Regions from separate parts of the Homo sapiens genome. Here region 2 is linked to region 1. Evidence: chromatin loops called from intact Hi-C (ENCODE). Cell type or tissue: dorsolateral prefrontal cortex. All regions are shown on one strand. Each heading gives the region's core, and the rest is flanking DNA. Links, peaks and the distances in the headings are about the cores only.

What was found. Hi-C counts contacts between places; a loop is a spot of excess contacts. Peaks named below come from ENCODE experiments on the same cell type or tissue, not always from the same donor. Only the 100,000 strongest peaks of a DNase experiment are listed, where the experiment ranks them.
Region 2: a loop joins it to region 1, with 2.5 times the contacts of the local background. A loop is called at or near these places in 2 of 110 quality-filtered maps.

The regions. Positions count from the first base shown.
Region 1 is chr7:2,447,941-2,456,257 of GRCh38, reverse strand. It overlaps CHST12 (carbohydrate sulfotransferase 12), which reads right to left. Exons shown (of 2, transcript NM_018641.5): 2 at 7,774-8,317. Among named protein-coding and RNA genes, the nearest start is that of GRIFIN, 24 kb to the left of the region's middle. RefSeq lists silencers at 3,705-3,784, 7,612-7,795 and enhancers at 3,713-4,366, 4,367-5,022. In dorsolateral prefrontal cortex, for the core only: CTCF peaks have their summits at 4,465 and 4,676 (motif pointing left); DNase peaks (open chromatin) are centred at 3,997, 4,263 and 4,657; H3K4me3 peaks cover 1,095 bases; H3K27ac peaks cover 626 bases.
Region 2 is chr7:2,660,801-2,669,117 of GRCh38, reverse strand. It overlaps TTYH3 (tweety family member 3), which reads right to left. Exons shown (of 14, transcript NM_025250.3): 14 at 4,316-7,450. The coding sequence ends at 7,379. Among named protein-coding and RNA genes, the nearest start is that of AMZ1, 23 kb to the left of the region's middle. RefSeq lists enhancers at 3,949-4,243, 7,907-8,006, 8,087-8,156. In dorsolateral prefrontal cortex, for the core only: no CTCF peak of the experiment used is centred there; no DNase peak of the experiment used is centred there.

The DNA of each region.
Region 1 (8,317 bases), core at 66-8,065:
AGGGCCTCAGAGACTTGTGAGACAATATGAACTGTGCCAACATGCATGTAATGGCAGTCCCAGGAGAGAAAAAGGGGCAGAAAAAGTATTTGAAGACAAAAATGGCCAGACATTTCCCAAATTTGATTAAAACAACATTCATCTACAAATTGAAGAAGCTCAGTCAACTCAAAGTAGGATAAATACAAAGAGATCTAAAACTAGACTCCATCTCAAAAAAAAAGTAATAAAAAAAAGAGAGAGAGAGAACATACAAATGATCAAATTCAGGAATTAAAGAGCGTATGTCACGGACCCTGCAGAAACTAAAAGGCTTCTTAGAGAATATTATGAATGCTTTATACCAACAAAGTAAAATACTTAGATGAAATGGATGAATTCCTATAAAGGCACAAACTTTAAAAAGTGACTTAAGAAGAAACCAAAAATTGGAAAAGATCTGTAACAACGAAAGACATTGAACTAGTCATTTAAAATCTTCTCGGCCGGGCGCGGTGGCTCATGCCTGTAATCTCAGCATTTTGGGAGGCCGAGGCGGGCGGATCACAAGGTCAGGAGATGGAGACCATCCTGGCTAGGACGGTGAAACCTCGTCTCTACTAAAACTACAAAAAATTAGCCGGGCGTGGTGGCGGGCGCCTGTGGTCCCAGCTACTCGGGAGGCTGAGGCAGGAGAATCGCTTGAACTCAGGAGGTGGAGGTACAGTGAGCCAAGATTGCGCCACTGCACTCTAGCCTGGGCGACAGAGCAAAACTCCATATCAAAAAAAAAAAAAATCTTCTCACAAATGAAAGTTCAACCCAGATAGATTCACTGGTAAATTCTACCAAGTACTGAAAGAGAAATAATGCCAAATCTTTCGTAGAATAAAAGAGGAGGAAGCGTTTCCTACCTCACTCTGTGAAGCCGGTACTATCCTTCCACCAAGGTCAGAAAATGATGCAACAAGAAAAGTACAGAGGACTAGCCTCATGAACATAGACACAAAAATCTTTAACAAAAGATTACAAACCGAATCAGCAGCATATACAGATGATCACACGGCCGGGCGCGGTGGCTCACGCCTGTAATCCCAGCACTTTGGGAGGCCAAGGTGGGCGGATCACGAGGTCAGGAGATCGAGACCATCCTGGCTAACACGATGAAACCCAGTCTCTACTAAAAATACAAAAATTAGCCGGGTGTGGTGGCTGGCGCCTGTAATCCCAGCTACTGGGGAGGCTGAGGCAGAAGAATGGTGTGAACCCGGGAGGCGGAGCTTGCAGTGAGCCGAGATCGCGCCACTGCACTCCAGCCTGGGTGAGAGAGCGAGACTCCGTCTCAAAAAAAAAAAAAAGATCACACACGAGGACCAACTGGGATTTACTCCAGGAATGCAAAGTTGGTTTAATATTCAACAATCAATTTCTTTCTTTCTTTTTTTTTTTTTTTTTTTGAGAGATGGGGTTGCCTGTTTCCCAGGCTGGAGTGCAGTGGCGCAATCTCAACTCACTGCAAGCTCTGCCTGCCGGGTTCAAGTAATTCTCCTGCCTCAGCCTCCCGAGTAGCTGGGATTACAGATGCCTGCCACCAAGCCTGGCTAATTTTTCTTTTTTATTTTTAGTAGAGACAGGGTTTCACCGTGTTAGCCAGGATGGTCTTTCGATCTCCTGACCTTGTGATGCACCCACCTCGGCCTCCCAAAGTGCTGGGATTACAGGCGTGAGCCACTGCGCCCAGCCCTCAACAAGCAATTTCTGTAATACATCACATTGATGAAATAAAAGACAAAAACCACATGACCATCTCAATAGCTACAGGAAAAGCACTTGAGAAAATCTAACCCATTTAAGATAGATACGCACAATAAACTAGAAATAGAAGGGAATTTCCTCAGGCTGATAAAGGCATCTATGAAAAATGTACAGCTAATATGTATATTATATATAAAGTATTATATATGAAAATATTTTATATTATATAAAATATATACAATATATTAAAATTTTTGTATTTAATATATATACATTTCTGAAGACAGAGTCTTACTCTGTTGCCCAGGCTGAAGCACAGTGGCACAATCATAGTTCATTGCAGCCTTGACCTCCTGGGCTCAAGGGACCCTCCTGTCTCAGCTTTTCAAGTAGCTGGGACTACAGGTGCACACCACCACACTCAGCTAACTTAAATTTTGTTTGCATTTTTTATGGGATCTTGCTGTGTTGCCCAGGCTGGTCTCAAACTCCTAGGCTCAAGCAATCCTCCTGCCTTGACCTCCCAAAGTGTTGGGATTGCAGGCGTGAGCCACTGTGCCTGGCCCAGCTAAAGTATATAACAGTAAATCCCAGAATATTTTCCCTCTAACAGGGGGACAAAGCGAGTGGGACATCTGATGCGCTACTGTTATTCAGCATTATACTGCAGGCTCTACTCAGTGTGATAAGGAAAAACAAAAATGAAATAAGACAAAACAAAGACATTAAAAGCATCCAGATTGGAAAGGAAAAAGTAAAACTATCTTTATGCACAGATGATGGTCCTGTATATCCTAAGAAATCAACCCCAAAGCTATTAGAACTAATAAAGCTTAGTAAGGTGGCAGGATATAAGATGAATGTATAAAAACAAATTGTAGGCTGGGCCTGGTGGCTCACACCTGTAATCCCAGCACTTTGGGAGGCCGAGACAGGCCAGTCACCTGAGGTCAGGAGTTTGAGACCAGCCTGACCAACATGGTGAAACTCATCTCTACTAAACATACAAAAATTAGCCGGGCGTGGTGGTGGGCACCTGTAATCCCAGCTACTCGGGAGGCTGAGATAGGAGAATCGCTTGAACCCAGGAGGCGGAGGTGGCAGTGAGGCAAGATTGTGCTACTGCACTCCAGCCTGGACAACAAGAATGAAACTCCGTCTCTAAATAAATAAATAGATAAATAAATAAATAAATAAATAGTGTTTTATTTTATATATACTGGCAACAAACATTCTGAAAATAGAAATAAGAGAACAATTTCATTCACAATAGCATAAAGAATAACAAAATACTTAGGAATAAATGTAACAAAAAAAGTGCAAGGCTTATATGCTGAAAAAGACAAAATATTGTTGAGACAAATTAAAAGAGGCTTAAGTAAATGGAGACGGGGCCCATGTTCAAGGATGGATGGGCAGTGCTCCTCGAATTGATCTACATATTCAGCACAATCCCGGCCAGGTGTGGCGGCTCATGCCTGTAATCCCAGCACTTTGGGAGGCTGAGGCAGGAGGAATTCAACCCTAAGACCAGCCTGGACAACACAGTAAAACCCCATTTCTACAAAAAAAAAAAAAAAAAAAAAGTCAGGCCTGGTAGCGCATGCCTATAGTCCTAGCTACTCAGGAGGCTGCAGCAGGAGGATCCCTTGAGCCCGGGAGGTTCTAGGCTGCAGTGGTGCGATCACAGCTCACTGCATCACTACACTCCAGCCTGGGCAACAGAGCAAGACCCTGACAAAGGGACGAGGAGGGGAGGGGAGAGGGAGGGGATGGGGGAGGGGAGGGAGGGAGTGGGGAGGGGGAGAGAAAGGAAGGAAGGAAGAAGGGGGGAAGGGAGGGAGGGAAGGGAGGGAGGAAGGAAGGAAAGAAGAAGGAAAAGAAAGAAGGAAAGAAAAAGGAAGGAAAGGGGAGGGGAGGAGAGGGGAGGGGAGGGGAGGGGAGGGGAGGGGAGGGGAGGGGAGGGGAGGGCAGGGCAGGGCAGGGCAGGGCAGGGCAGGGCAGGGCAGGGCAGGGCCGGGCAGGGGAAACTGGGGAGCCCCCGTGAGGCCGGCCCAGGGCCGGGCAGGGGAAACTGGGGAGCCCCCGTGAGGCCGGCCCCAGCTCTTCACAGCCCTGGGACTGGGTTTTCCGGCTCAGCTGTGTCATTTGCTGAGTGGCCGCTGCTTCCAGCTTCTGACCTGCGGTTGCTGCCTCCTTCCCCCGACAAGTCCTTGTGCCCCCAGAGCCACTGACTGGTGGGAAGAGATGCCACGTTCCTGCCCTTGGGGCCACCTCAGCCCACTGGACTGTGTGTGCTCGGCCACCTGTGGGGGAGGGGCTCAAAGAGTGGCCTCAGCCAGCGTGGTCCTGGCAGCGCGTCTTGGGGCTTCAGGCCTGGGGAGTCGGAGCCACTCAGCTCCTTGAGTCCCCCAGAGGGGCCCAGAGCAGTGACCCAACAGCAAGTGAGTGGTGGAGTCAGTGTGAACTTGGTTCAAACTGGAAACAGGTCGCCCTCACGGACAGTGTTTGGTGGGAGGAAGACAGCTCTGGCCAGCATGGCCAGCATGGTGCTGAGGGCGCTGTGGGGCCCAGCAGACAGGAATCACGAGGGCGTCAGAGCCTGGGTGACCAGGCCCAGCCCTGCCACGGTGCCCCCAGATCACCCAGTGCCCTCCTGGTCCAGCCGCCCAGGGGGCTGAGCAGCCACTTCCTGTGCCCCCCACGGCCTGTCCAGAACCGGGACTGTACAGCCACCCACACAGGGACCGTGTCTCAGAGGCCCGGGAGGGTGGCCTCAGGGCTGGAGGGATGCTCACTCGGGTGGCCTCAGGGCTTTCGGACCCACGGGGGACATTGCATTACCAGGTTCACATGCGCTTTGGCCGGCCACCCCATGCCCTGCGTGCAGCCGCGTTTAGCCAAGGGTGCGCCGCAGGTCGCGTTCCTGAGCCGTGGCTGCCCCCTGGTGGAAGATGCCCAGGGCCCGGCCTGCCCAGCTCCATGCAGCCCCTCCAGGAGCCCTGTGCCAGGCTGCAGGCCCAGGACTCAGAGGTGGATCCACCCGAGGGAGCTCCTCTAAATGGCCCGGCTCACACCTTCCTCGGGCAGGCACAGGTCTCACTGGTTGGGGGGAATAGTTGCGTCAGCCATTCCTGGGGCAGTGGAAGGTCTGGGGGCCACTCCCAGGGCTGCGGGACAGGCTCAGCATTGTGGCCAGAATCAAAGAGGCCCGGAAGCACCCTGCCCGGGACAGAGAGCCAAGATCCTGGAACAGGGCCAGGCGCAGTGGCTCACACCTGCAATCCTACCACTTTGGGAGGCTGAGGCAGGCAGATCACCTGAGATCAGGAGTTCGATACCAGCCTGGCCAACATGGCGAAACCCCATCTCTACTAAAAATACAAAACAGCTGGGCATGGTGGCAGGCGCCTGTAATCCCAGCTACTCAAGAGACTGAGGCAGGAGAATCGCTTGAACCCGGGAGGTGGATGTTGCAGTGAGCCGAGATCGTGCCACTGCACCTCAGCCTGGGTGACAGGGCGAGAGTCTGTCCCCCCAAAGAAAAAACCCACAAGGGGCTGAGCTGCCACCCCTGCGGGGGTCCAGGAGATGCCAGGCCAGGCTGGGGGAAGCTGAGAGCAGCCCACCTCCCCCAAGCCCTGCAGGCTTGGGCTCAGCACCGTGTGGACCTGACGGGAGTTTCCCATGATTCTGGGCTCAAAATGCTGGGTGCCTGGGAGAGGGTGGGGGGCGGTGGGACATACCAGCTTGGATGAGAGCCCTGGGCCCCAGGCGTGCACCTGTGTCCTGCTACAAAGACGGGCAGTGGGGCGGAAGCAGCCACGGGCTGAGACACTGGATGTGTGCAAGTGTGTACGTAGGTGCCTGTGTGCTGTGTATATCAGTGAGGGTGAAATGGGTATTTTCTTCCTGTTCCCCAGGGAGTGGGGGGCCCCGAGGAAATTCGGGTCATGCCGGAGATGAAGAAGCTACACTGTCACGGACGTCCGGGTGGGTCGCGTGTCTGAGACCCCACACAGGAAGGAGCTGGAAGCCTTGGGTGAGGAGGCTACAGCTCCAGGAGCTCCTGCCTGTGCCTGCCTGCCTGGAACGCTCAGAGGCATCCCCCAGCCCTGCAGGGGCCCCTTCCACTGTCCCTCCTCAGCTGGCACCCTTGTGGGAAGGTGTGGAGAGCTGCCACCTCGGCCCCAGGGAGGGAATTCTTTACGCTTTTTTTTTTTTTTCCAGATGGCGTCTCACTCTGTCGCCCAGGCTGGAGTGCAATGGCGCAATCTCGGCTCACGGCAACCTCCAACTCTCGGGTTCAAGCGATTTTCCTGCCTCAGCCTCTTGAGTAGCTGGGATTACGGGCATGTGCCACCACACCCAGCTTATTTTTGTATTTTTAGTAGAGACGGGGTTTCACCTTGTTGGCCAGGCTGGTCTCGAACTCCTGACCGCAGGTGATCCACCCGCCTCAGCCTCCCAAAGTGCTGGGATGACAGGTGTGAGCCACCGCACCCAGCCTGGTTTCTGTAGGGCAATGACCTTGAGACCTCCCCTACACACTGATACAAGGGGGTCAGGGTCTTCCGAGTCCACACTCATCTCTGCATGTGGACTGTGCTCAAGCCCCACTCCACCCACCTGAGGAAAGGACCTCTTTGCTCTCTCTGCTACCCTGGTCACAGCCAGAAGCCAGCGTGAGGCACCAGCCACTGTCTGAGGACACATGAACCTGCACTTCCAGCTGGTCATTGGCCCACGCCTTCCTGTAAGAAAACGACACACAGATGCCCTTGCACCCGTGCACACACAGGTGCACACACAGGTGCACACACGCACACCCCTGAGTCTTGCAGCCAGACTGCACACACAGGGACCCTGTTGCTGTCTCCACACTCCCACCAGACCCAAGCTCAGGGAAGGGCTGGGAAGTGTGACTGCTGCCGGCCCCAGTTCTTTTTTAATATGGGAGGTATCTGGACAATACGGAGCCCGATTCCATTCAAGATGTGACCAGGCCAGGCACGGCAGCTCAGGCCTGTAATCCCAGCACTTTGGGAGGTCAAGGCAGGGGGATTGCTTGAGCCCAGGAGTTTGAGACAAGCCTGGGCAACACAGCAAGACCCTGTCTCCACAAAATATAAATTTAGCCAGGCATAGTGGCAGGCACCTGTGGTCTCAGCTACTCAGGAGGTTGAGGTAGGAGGATGGCTTGAGCCTGGGAGGTGGAGACTACAGTGAGCCATGATCATGCCACTGCACCCCAGCCCTGGGCCACAGAGCAAGGCCCTGTCTCAAAAAATGTATATTTAAAAAGAAGGCTGGGTGCAGTGGCTCATGCCTGTAGTTCCAGCACTTTGGGAGGCCAAGAAGGGTGGATCACCTGAGGTCAGGAGTTCGAGACCAGCCTGGCCAACATGGTGAAACCCTGACTCTACTAAAAATACAAAAATTTAGCCCGGCGTGGTGGCAGACGCCTGTAATCCCAGCTACTCGGGAGGCTGAGACAGGAGAATCACTTGAATCGGGAGGCAGAGGCTGCAATGAGCAGAGATCGTGCCACTGCACTCCAGCCTGGGCGACAGAGCGAGACTCCATCTCTAAATAAATAAATAAATAGAAATGAGCCTAGGAGTTCAAGGCTGCAGTGAGCTATGATCACACCACTGCACTCCAGCATGGGCAACAAGAGCGAAACTCTGAAAGAAAAAGAAAGGAAAGGAAAAGGGAAGGAAAAAGGAAGGACAAGGAAAGGGAAGGGAAGGGAAAGGGAAGGGAAGGGAAAGGGAGACATGACCAGTCTGCTAGGCAGAGCAGGTTTTGGCCTCCTCACCAGCTGAGATTCAGAATTGCTCGAAACCCCTGCAGAAGGTTACACCAGCTTTTCTCTGCCAGTCTTCACCCACATCGCAGACATTCTCCAAGAAGTGGGGGAAGAAGCTGAGGGTGGGTGGCCGGTGTCCCCTAAAGCCGCGGGGACAGAAGGCGGGCTGCTCTGCCCCCAGGTCTTATCGGCTTTCATAGGAGGAATGGGTTTTGTTCAGTCCCGGGTAGAGAAGACATTGCCATTTACTGAGATCCAGCTGCATATGACACAGAAGAGGACGTGGTGCTCTGTGAGGTCCTGAGCTTCGAGGTTTGGACAAGGACTGGTGGGTGCCATTAACAGGGGGCAGATTCGGACGGGTATAAGAATGAAGTTGGTTATCCAGCCTGGCAGGGGCTATGGGAGAGGGAGCCCGCCATTCAAGGGGTGCAAGGGGAGGCAGAGACAACCTGCCGGGAAGGCACCTGGCGAGAGCAGGGTCTCCCCAACTCCACACTTCCTGGTCCAGTTCCTTTATTGTTCAAATTTAAAATATGTTTGTGGCCAGGCACGGCGGCTCATGCCTGTAATCCTAGCATTTTGGAAGGCCGAGGAGGGCGGATCACTTGAGACCAGGAGTTCGAGACCAGCCCGACCCACATGGCGAAATCCTGTCTCTACTAAAAAGAGAAAAATTAGCCGGGCATGGTGGTGTGTGCCTATAGTCCCAGCTACTTGGGGAAGAAGCGCTTGAACCCAGGAGGTGGACGGTGCAGGGAGCTGAGAGCT
Region 2 (8,317 bases), core at 94-8,093, 210 kb before region 1:
CACCACACCCAGCCTATTTTATCTTTTATAAAGATGAGGTCTTGCTATGTTCAGGCTGGTGTTGAACTCCTGGGCCCAAACGATCCTCCCAAAGTGCTGGGATTACAGGCACATGCTGGCCTCCCAAAGTGCTGGGAGAGTGCTGGTGTGGTGGCTCACGCCTGTAATCCCAGCACTCTGGGAGACTGAGGCGGGTGGATCACTTGAGGTCAGGAGTTGGAGACCAGCCTGGCCAACATGGTGAGACCCCCATCTCTACTAAAATACAAAAGTTAGCCAGGCATGGTGGTGGGCACCTGTAATCCCAGCTACTCGGGAGGCTGAGGCAGGAGAATCAGTTGAACCCGGGAGGCAGAGGTTGCAGTGAGCTGAGATTGCACCATTGCACTCAGCCTGGGCAACAGAGCCAGGGGGAAAAAAAAAAAAAAAAAAGACTTGCTGCTGTGCCTATTCCTCCTCTCCCATGCTGTCCTGGACCAGCTGGAGGGCTTCACCAGACCTGTCTTGTGCCCCAGGTGACTCATGGTCACCAGACGTGCAGGCTACATTCTAGTCCTCGCTGAGCTTGACCGTCAGCAGCGTTTGACGTGGTCCTCCATCCCTCCATGACATGCTGTCTTCATGTGTCTTCCAGGACACCCACTCTCCTGGGCTTCCTTCCAGCTCACCCCTTCCCCTCTTCCTTTGCAGCTCCCTCTTTTCCCAGACTCTGAACACCAGGTGGGCAGGGGGGGTGCCCAGATCCAGTCTTTGGTCCTCTGTCTCCTCTTTGACACCCACCCACTTGGCAATCTCACCCAGGCTGGTGGCTTTAAACACTGTATCCATGCCAAAGACCCCAATTGCCAAAGCATCTCCAGTCCAGTGCTCCCCCCAAACCCCAGAGACTGTACATCCCACCACCGTCCCACACCCCTTGATGGCTAATATGCTCAAGGTGCCCCAAACTGGACCTCTGACCTCCCCTGACCCAATCATGTGCCCTCCCCATCTCAGTTTATGACAATACCCTACCCCCCTCCCCCTAGCCAGTTGCTCGATCAAAGTCCCACACCCATGCCCAGTCTGCCAGGAAATGCTGCTGGTGTTACCCTCCAGAACCCAATCTCTTATCACTCCCTGCACCCAGCCCGGCCACCGTCAGCTCTCGCCTGCCCCCCTGCAGCAGTCTGCTAATTGGTCACCCACTTTTGCTCTGTCCCCTTCCCAGTGCAGCAGCCAGGGCAATCCTATTAAAATGAATGTTAGGGGCCGGGTGTAGTGGCGCATGCCTGTAATCCCAGCACTTTGGGAGACCGAGGCGGGCGGATCACTTGAGGTCAGGAGTTTGAGACCAGCCTGGCCAATATGGTGAAAGCCCGTCTCTAATGAAAATACAAAAATTAGTCAGGTGTGGTGGCGGGTGCCTGTAATCCCAGCTTCTTGGGAGGCTGAGGCAGGAGAATGGCTTGAACCCGGGAGGCAAAGGTTGCAGTGAGATCGTACTATTGCACGCCAGCCTGGGCATCGCAGTGAGACTCCATCTCAGAAAAAAAAAAAAAGTTAGGTCATGCCACTCTGCTCATAGACCCTTCATGGCTCCCACCTCCCTCTGGTTCAATGTCAAAGTCTCTCCCACCTCCAGCCACCCACTCTCGTCCTAGCTCCCTCCACTCCGGCCAGCCTCACCTCCTGGCTTGAACACACCAGGCATGCATCTGCCTCCGGGCATTCGCACTGGCTGTTCTCTCTTCTGGAACCTGCTTTCCTCAGATAGCCTCAAAACTAAACCTGACTTCCCATGGTAGGCAGGATAATGGCTCCCAAAGCTGTCCATGTCCTCACCCCCAGACTTAGCGTGGCAAAGCCAAGGGACTTTGGAAACAAGAGTTAATTGTGGATCCTGAGATGGAAAGATGATTGGAACTTACCCACGTGGGCCAAGTGTAATCACAGGCAGGGGGGTCGGGGTCAGAGCCAGAGACGACATGGTACTCTCTGCTGCTGGCTTTGAAGGTGGAGGAAGGGGCCACCAGCCAAGGAATGTGGGTGCCTCTAGAAGCTGGAAAGGGCAAGGAAATGGACTCTCGCCTGGATTCTCTCCCCACAGAGCCTCCAGAAGAAACCAGCCCTGCCAACACCTTGGCTTTAGCACATGGAGACTTCTGGCCCACAGAACAGTAGGACGGTGTGTTGTCTTAAGCCCACGGAGCTTGCTGTGCTTTGCAATAGCAACACTTGGGACCTCATGCACTTCCTGGCCTCCAGCAGTCTCTCTTGGCTGCCAGTTTTCCAGGGAGAATTTCCTGACTGTTGGAAATTGCACCTGGCCAACACCCCTGTCCCTGCCCTCCCGATCCCTCCACCGCGATCTTTTTCCTGCAGCACGTTCTCACGTGGTCTGTCATCTGCTGGTTAATTTTGTCGTTTCTCTCCACCGGAGCATCAGCTCTTTGAGGGCAGAGCCCTTTGTCCTTTGGTTCGCTGGGCGCACTCCAGTGCCCAGAACACTGGCTGGACTTAGAAATACCGGCCCGGTACGTGGATGAGTGGTATGAGCCCCACTCCCCACCCTCCCACCGCCCGAACCCTCCCTCCCCTGCCCTGTTAGGAACCAGGATGTTGTTTTCCACCTTTCCTGATATAGAGACAGGGACTGAGATCTGAAAGGGGAAGGACATGCCCAGGGTCTTTCCCTTGTGGCTACTGGCTCTTGCTCCAAGGCTGGGGTTCTGACCTTATGGGCTCCTAGCCCCAGATGTCCCTTATCACATGACTCCCAGAAGCCTCAGAGCTCTGGCGTCCCCACTCTGGGGAGCTTGGCAGCCTTCCTTCAGAGCCAGCCCGTCCTGGGTCCCATCCTGGAGCAGCCACGGTCAAATCCAAGCACACTGGGCAAAGCTGCTGGTGGCAGGAGGAAGGGGCCCTGCCCAGCGGACCCAACCCCCCCCCCCCCCGCCCACATACACAGGTGCCCACAGGTGCCCTGAGAGCTGGGAGCCACAGAGAGCCCCCGCATCCTCTGCTGGGCCTGGTGGCTCCCTCACCACCTGTGCTCCAAGCCTGTGCTCTGCTGGTCAAAAGGGGGCCTCCCCCAACTTCGGAGGTCCTAACATCTCCCTGTGGGGTGAGTGTGTTATTACAGGGTTATGTGCCTTCCCAAGCCTGCTTCTTAGCAGGAGCTTGGGGTGGGGAGGGTCCTTGAAACACGTGGGCCCTGTGCGGGCCTCCAGGAAGGGCGCCAGAGGACCCCCAGGCCGGGGAGCACGGGAACCCGCCTCCATGCTGCTTCTGGAAGGACGGGGAGTGATGGCCACTGGGGGCTCAGGAAGAGCTCGGCCCGGAACCCATCATTGCTCCAACCCGGCCACTCGACGCCTCCATCATCCCTGCTCCTGGCCAGGCACCCTCACCTCTCCTGAGGGCCAGTGGGGCCTCTGCACAGCGATCCCGGTCCCCGCGGGCCCCTGGCAGTACTTGTCCAGACAGCAAAGTGAGGCTTTCACTACGTCGATCGGATCAGCACTCCCAGCTCCAGACCCTCGGGTCCATCGCTGCTTTGCACACCGACGCCCTGAGCGACGCCCTGAGCCCGCCAGAAGCCGCCCACCCAGCGAGCGTGGCCCCGCCCACTCGCTCCGAGAGGCTCCTCCTACTCCATGCCCCGAGATCTCGTTCCCGGCGCCTCGCCCACCCATTTTTTTGTTTTTTTTTGAGATGGCGTCTCGCTCTGTCGCCCAGGCTGGAGTGCAGCGGCGTGATCTCAGCTCACTGCAAGCTCCGCCTCCCGGGTTCACGCCATTCTCCTGCCTCAGCCTCCCGAGTAGCTGGGACTACAGGCGCCCGCCACCACGCCCAGCTAATTTTTTGTATTTTTAGTAGAGATGGGGTTTCACTGTGTTAGCCAGGATGGTCTCGATCTCCTGACCTCGTGATCCGCCCACCTCGGCCTCCCAAAGTGCTGGGATTAAAGGCGTGAGCCACCGCGCCCGGCCTCGGCCACCCATTTTGCAAGGCCTTCGTCCACTCATTCCAGAAGCCCTGCCCACCCCAACCCTGGAAAGCCTTCCCCGGCGCCCCGCCCACCCCATCCCTGGAGAGCCTGTCCCCGGCGCCCCGCCCAGTCACTCCGAGGCCCCGCCCACCCCTGAAGACCCGCCCACAACCCCGAGAGGCCCCGCCCGCAACCACAAGAGGCCCCGCCCAGCCGACCCCTCGGAGCTGACCTGGTCGGCCCCACCCTCAGTGTCCCCCTGTTCCCCCAATGCCCCTGCCTGGAGCCGTGGACTCCCTACCAGCGCCCAGCCAGGAGCCAAAGCAGCTCAGGAAGAGAGGCTTGCTTTTTAAAATTTATTTTAAAACATGAAACCCAAGCTGAATAGAAACCACAGAAATTACATTGACGAGATTTTTAGTATTTGCCAAGAAAAAAAGCCCCCAAAGAAATAAAAATCAGCCCCCAAACCCAGTTCTAAAAAAACAAAAAAACACAGCGACAGTACATACAGCCATGGCCCTACAGAGGCTGGAGGAGGGGGAAATGCAAAATGGTTCAGGCCTCAGTTCCTGGATGTTAAATCACACTGGGGTGGGGGAGGTCAGATGCCCAGGCCGGGGGGGTAAACCAGGAGGCTGAGTCTTAAGGAGATTATATATATATATATTATATATAACAAATATGAAGTGGTTCAGTACACAACCATTATGGTTAAACACAAAACAAAGATCCCACAGGAGAGGCCCTGGTCCCCCGCCTGCCCCCTTGTCTGGGGTTCTGGGGTCCAGGGGGCTGCCTCACCACCCCTCTCAGGGCTGGGGCAGAGCTGGCCCCAGGGCAGGAGCAAATGTTGCTTGGAACTCGAATTGCATAGTGAGATGGGTGGGTGGGCAATGGGCCAGGGGCTGCTCCCAACCAGGCCCATTCACTACCAACCTTGCCATGACATGTGGGGGGCCCTGGGGTAGTGGATGCCTGCTGGGGAGCACTCTCAGTGAGGTAAGCCCCTGGGCTCCTCCCTCTTGTCCCCAGGGCCACCCTGTCCTCCCAACGAGGCTGTGGGCCTGGGGGCTGCAAGACCCCCTGTGCAGGGTGAGAGTGGGGGCTGGCCATGGCAGCAGGCACCAGCCAGATGCCCCAGTAGGTGTGGCGAGGTCATGGGATGGAGTAGTTAGGAACACGGCACCGAAAACTCAGAACAAAAATACAACCAATGGCAGGCGCTCCCCTCCACCTACTGAGGTGGGGTTTGAACCCCTTTTGATTTTCCCCGTTTCCTTTCTTCAACCTTGGTGAGTAGAAAGTCACAGACGGGCACACACGCACACCACGGTCAGGAGTCCCGAGACAGCACGAGGCTGGAAGCCCTGGCCTCACCGCCTCTCACGCTATGTCCATTCACCTGGCAGGCAGCCTCACGGCCATGGACAGCATTTGTGCTTCTGAGCGGTCGCAGGGCGTTTGGCGGGCACCCACGCCAGGGTGCCAGGGCCTCTCTCCTGGCCCTAGGCCTGGAGAACTCCCCTGGCGGGTCAAGCCCAGAGGAAAGACTGGGCAGGTTGGCTGTGGCGGGGCCTCCGAGGGGGGCTCAGAATGTCAGCCAGGCGGGGCCTGAAGCAGAGGCCCCTCCACTGAGGTTTGGTCATGCCTGGGGAGCTCAGACGCCCCGGCTTGGGGCCCCAGGCCCATGGACTCCCCTCCCCACTCTGCCCTCCCATATTCCCCCTTTTTGGTCCCAGACACCAGCACAAAGAAAGGAGGGGTTCACAGAGGAAGGCCAGGGCAGAGCCTGGCCCCAGGGAGGGGATGAGGACATTTCCGGTCCAGGTAGCTGCCGGCTGCTCTGGGAGGAAGAGCCATGCGTCTGTAAACTGCTGGGGCTGGCGGCCCGCCCCACTGCAGGGCCCAGCCTTGACCCCTGCACGTGGCCATCCAGCTGCCCTCTGGCTGCCCCTGGCCTTGGCACAGGCATCGAGCCTCGAGGGCTGGGCTGGCTGGGCCAGGGCCGGGACCGGGAGGGGTAGCACGTCCGATCCTGATGTGGGGTGGCTCTGCCCTCCACGGCGGGAAGCACAGCAAACATCGTACACTAAAGCCAAAAGCACCATTGGGGAGCCTCGCTCCCACTTCATGGGGAGGAGACCGAGGCCACAGGGACCTCAGTCCAAAGCCCGCGGGAGGTTCATTCCCGAGGACAGTCCTCCTGGGGCAGCACCTGCCTGGGGAGGGGTGTCCAGGCCCTTGGGCTGCCTGTCGGTCTGTGGCACCCCCTGGAGCACCCCATGAAGAAACGCTACTGCAGCCTTGACTCCCAGACAGCTGCTCCGGCCTCGGCTCCAGCCCGGACTTGGGCTCACACTGCCGGCTCTGGGCCAGCTAGGGGCACCCGTGGAGTTTGGGGGTGAGGTTAGTGGTTAGTCCCAAGGGGGGACAGCAGGGGCTGAGGGATGTTCACAGCCGGCTCGGGTCCAGCCCCTCAGGCCGGGCTCCTGGGATGCTGTACCTGTCATGGATGGAAATGGAACCAAGAAGGGAGGGAAGGGGGGTGCCAGCGGTCCCCCTCAGCCCGCAGCCCCAGCCTGCCCTAGAGATGACAAATGTGGTTAGTGCAAAGAACGAACCAGACACAGCTGCCCAGTCTCTGGGTGGGGGAAGGGGGTTTGGCACCAAGAAGGCGGCCAGCACTGGGTGGCGGGTGAGCGGCCCGGGCTCCACGTGGCCCCTGCTGTCCACGGAGGGCTGGGGCCTCCAGCAGGGCAGGTGCTGAGGGAGAGAGTGAAGCTGGGGCAACGGAGAGAGGCCCTGCTGGAGGGGGCCTCTGGCAGCCGGCAGGAGGGGTGAGCCTGTGGGTGGGCGGGCTGCACAGGCGAGGAGGGCACTGCAGAGAGATGGGCACGTGGAGGGACCACGGGGTGACCTCAGGGCAGAGATGAGCAGGTGGCACGTGTCCCTGTCCCTCAGTGGCCAGCAGGCGCCAGCACAGAGCGGCCCCAGCCGTGCCTGTGAACTAAGAAGGGGTCCACAGAAGTGCCGGGCGGGAGGAAGGAGAGCTGTGGAGGGAAGGGCCGGGCGGCAACAACACAGGTTGGGTGCGGCCAGGGCTTGTAGGTGCGGCGACCATCTGCAGAGGGAGCGTGCCGGGATAGTGGGTGGCGTGCAGGGCTGGGGCATCGGCTGGCAGCAGCGTTCAGGTGTGACCCGAGTTGGCGGTACGGGCCCAGAGCCCCTGCGTCTCCACTGTGCCCCTGCGGGGAGGGGACAGGAGGGCAAGCGGCCTGCAGACGCGTCTGGGGCAGGCCTGGCACGGCGTGCGAGGGTCCGGTGGGTGGCCCAGGTGGAAGCGGCAGTGCTGGCACGGGGAGGGGAAGTTGGCACGTGGGGTGGGTGGCTGCCGGGCGCGGTCTAGTGGCTGCCGCTGGAGTCAGGGCGAGGCTGGCTCGTGGCGAGGTATTTGGCTCTCATGCTGGAGGTGTACTGGAGGGAGACAAGGGGGAGGCATCAGCAGGGCCCCTGCATGGCGCACGCAGCCAGGGGCGCCTTCCGCGTGGTCCTCACTTGGCTGAGCCAACAGCCCTGGGGGCAGAATGGGACAGTACAGGGTGCCCTGACAGAGCCTATAGGGAGGGGCTAAGGAGGGGCCGCTGGCTGGGGGCCCCTGCGCTCTAGGTCTGGCTGAGGCTGAGGGAGGGGCAGCCCCCGAACTCTCCAGGCTCAGGACAGGGGATGTCTCCTCTGAGGAGGGGCGTACACACAGCCTCCCATGCCCACACCAGCGGCATTTGGGCATTGGGCCAGGCAGAGTTCTGCCACCCCCAGGAGCCACAGCTCCAAGGCCCTACCTGCACCTTACGCACCCAGGACCTGAAGGACACAAACCAGCCACCCTCCAGGGCCGGGCCAAGGCCTCCTCCGGGCTCAGGGCCGGGTCCACCTACAGCCAGGCCACAGCATGCAGGAGTACGGAGGCCCCAGCCTGAGGACATCCCCCGGGCTACTCTGCCCCTTCACGCCATGGAAGGAGGGCCCCTTAAGCCACACAGGAGGCTGGAGCAATGCAGCCCCCCCTCCCGTGGGGGACCCAACTGTGGGCTCCTGGGGGTCTTGGACTTAGGAACAGAGGCGGCTGCAGGGGGCGCTGTCCTGTGCCTGGCTCTGCAGCTGGCCTGCACCTCGTGGGTGCCCTCGTCCAGGCAGGAGTGTGAAGGTCTTGAGTGCACGTGTGTGTGCAAGAGAATGCATGTGTGTGCTCACAGAGAAACCCACATGTGCGAGGCATGTGCTGAGGCCAAAGGACCCACAGGCCTGGCACGTGTCAGGGGCCGGCGGCAGTGAGGAGACCTG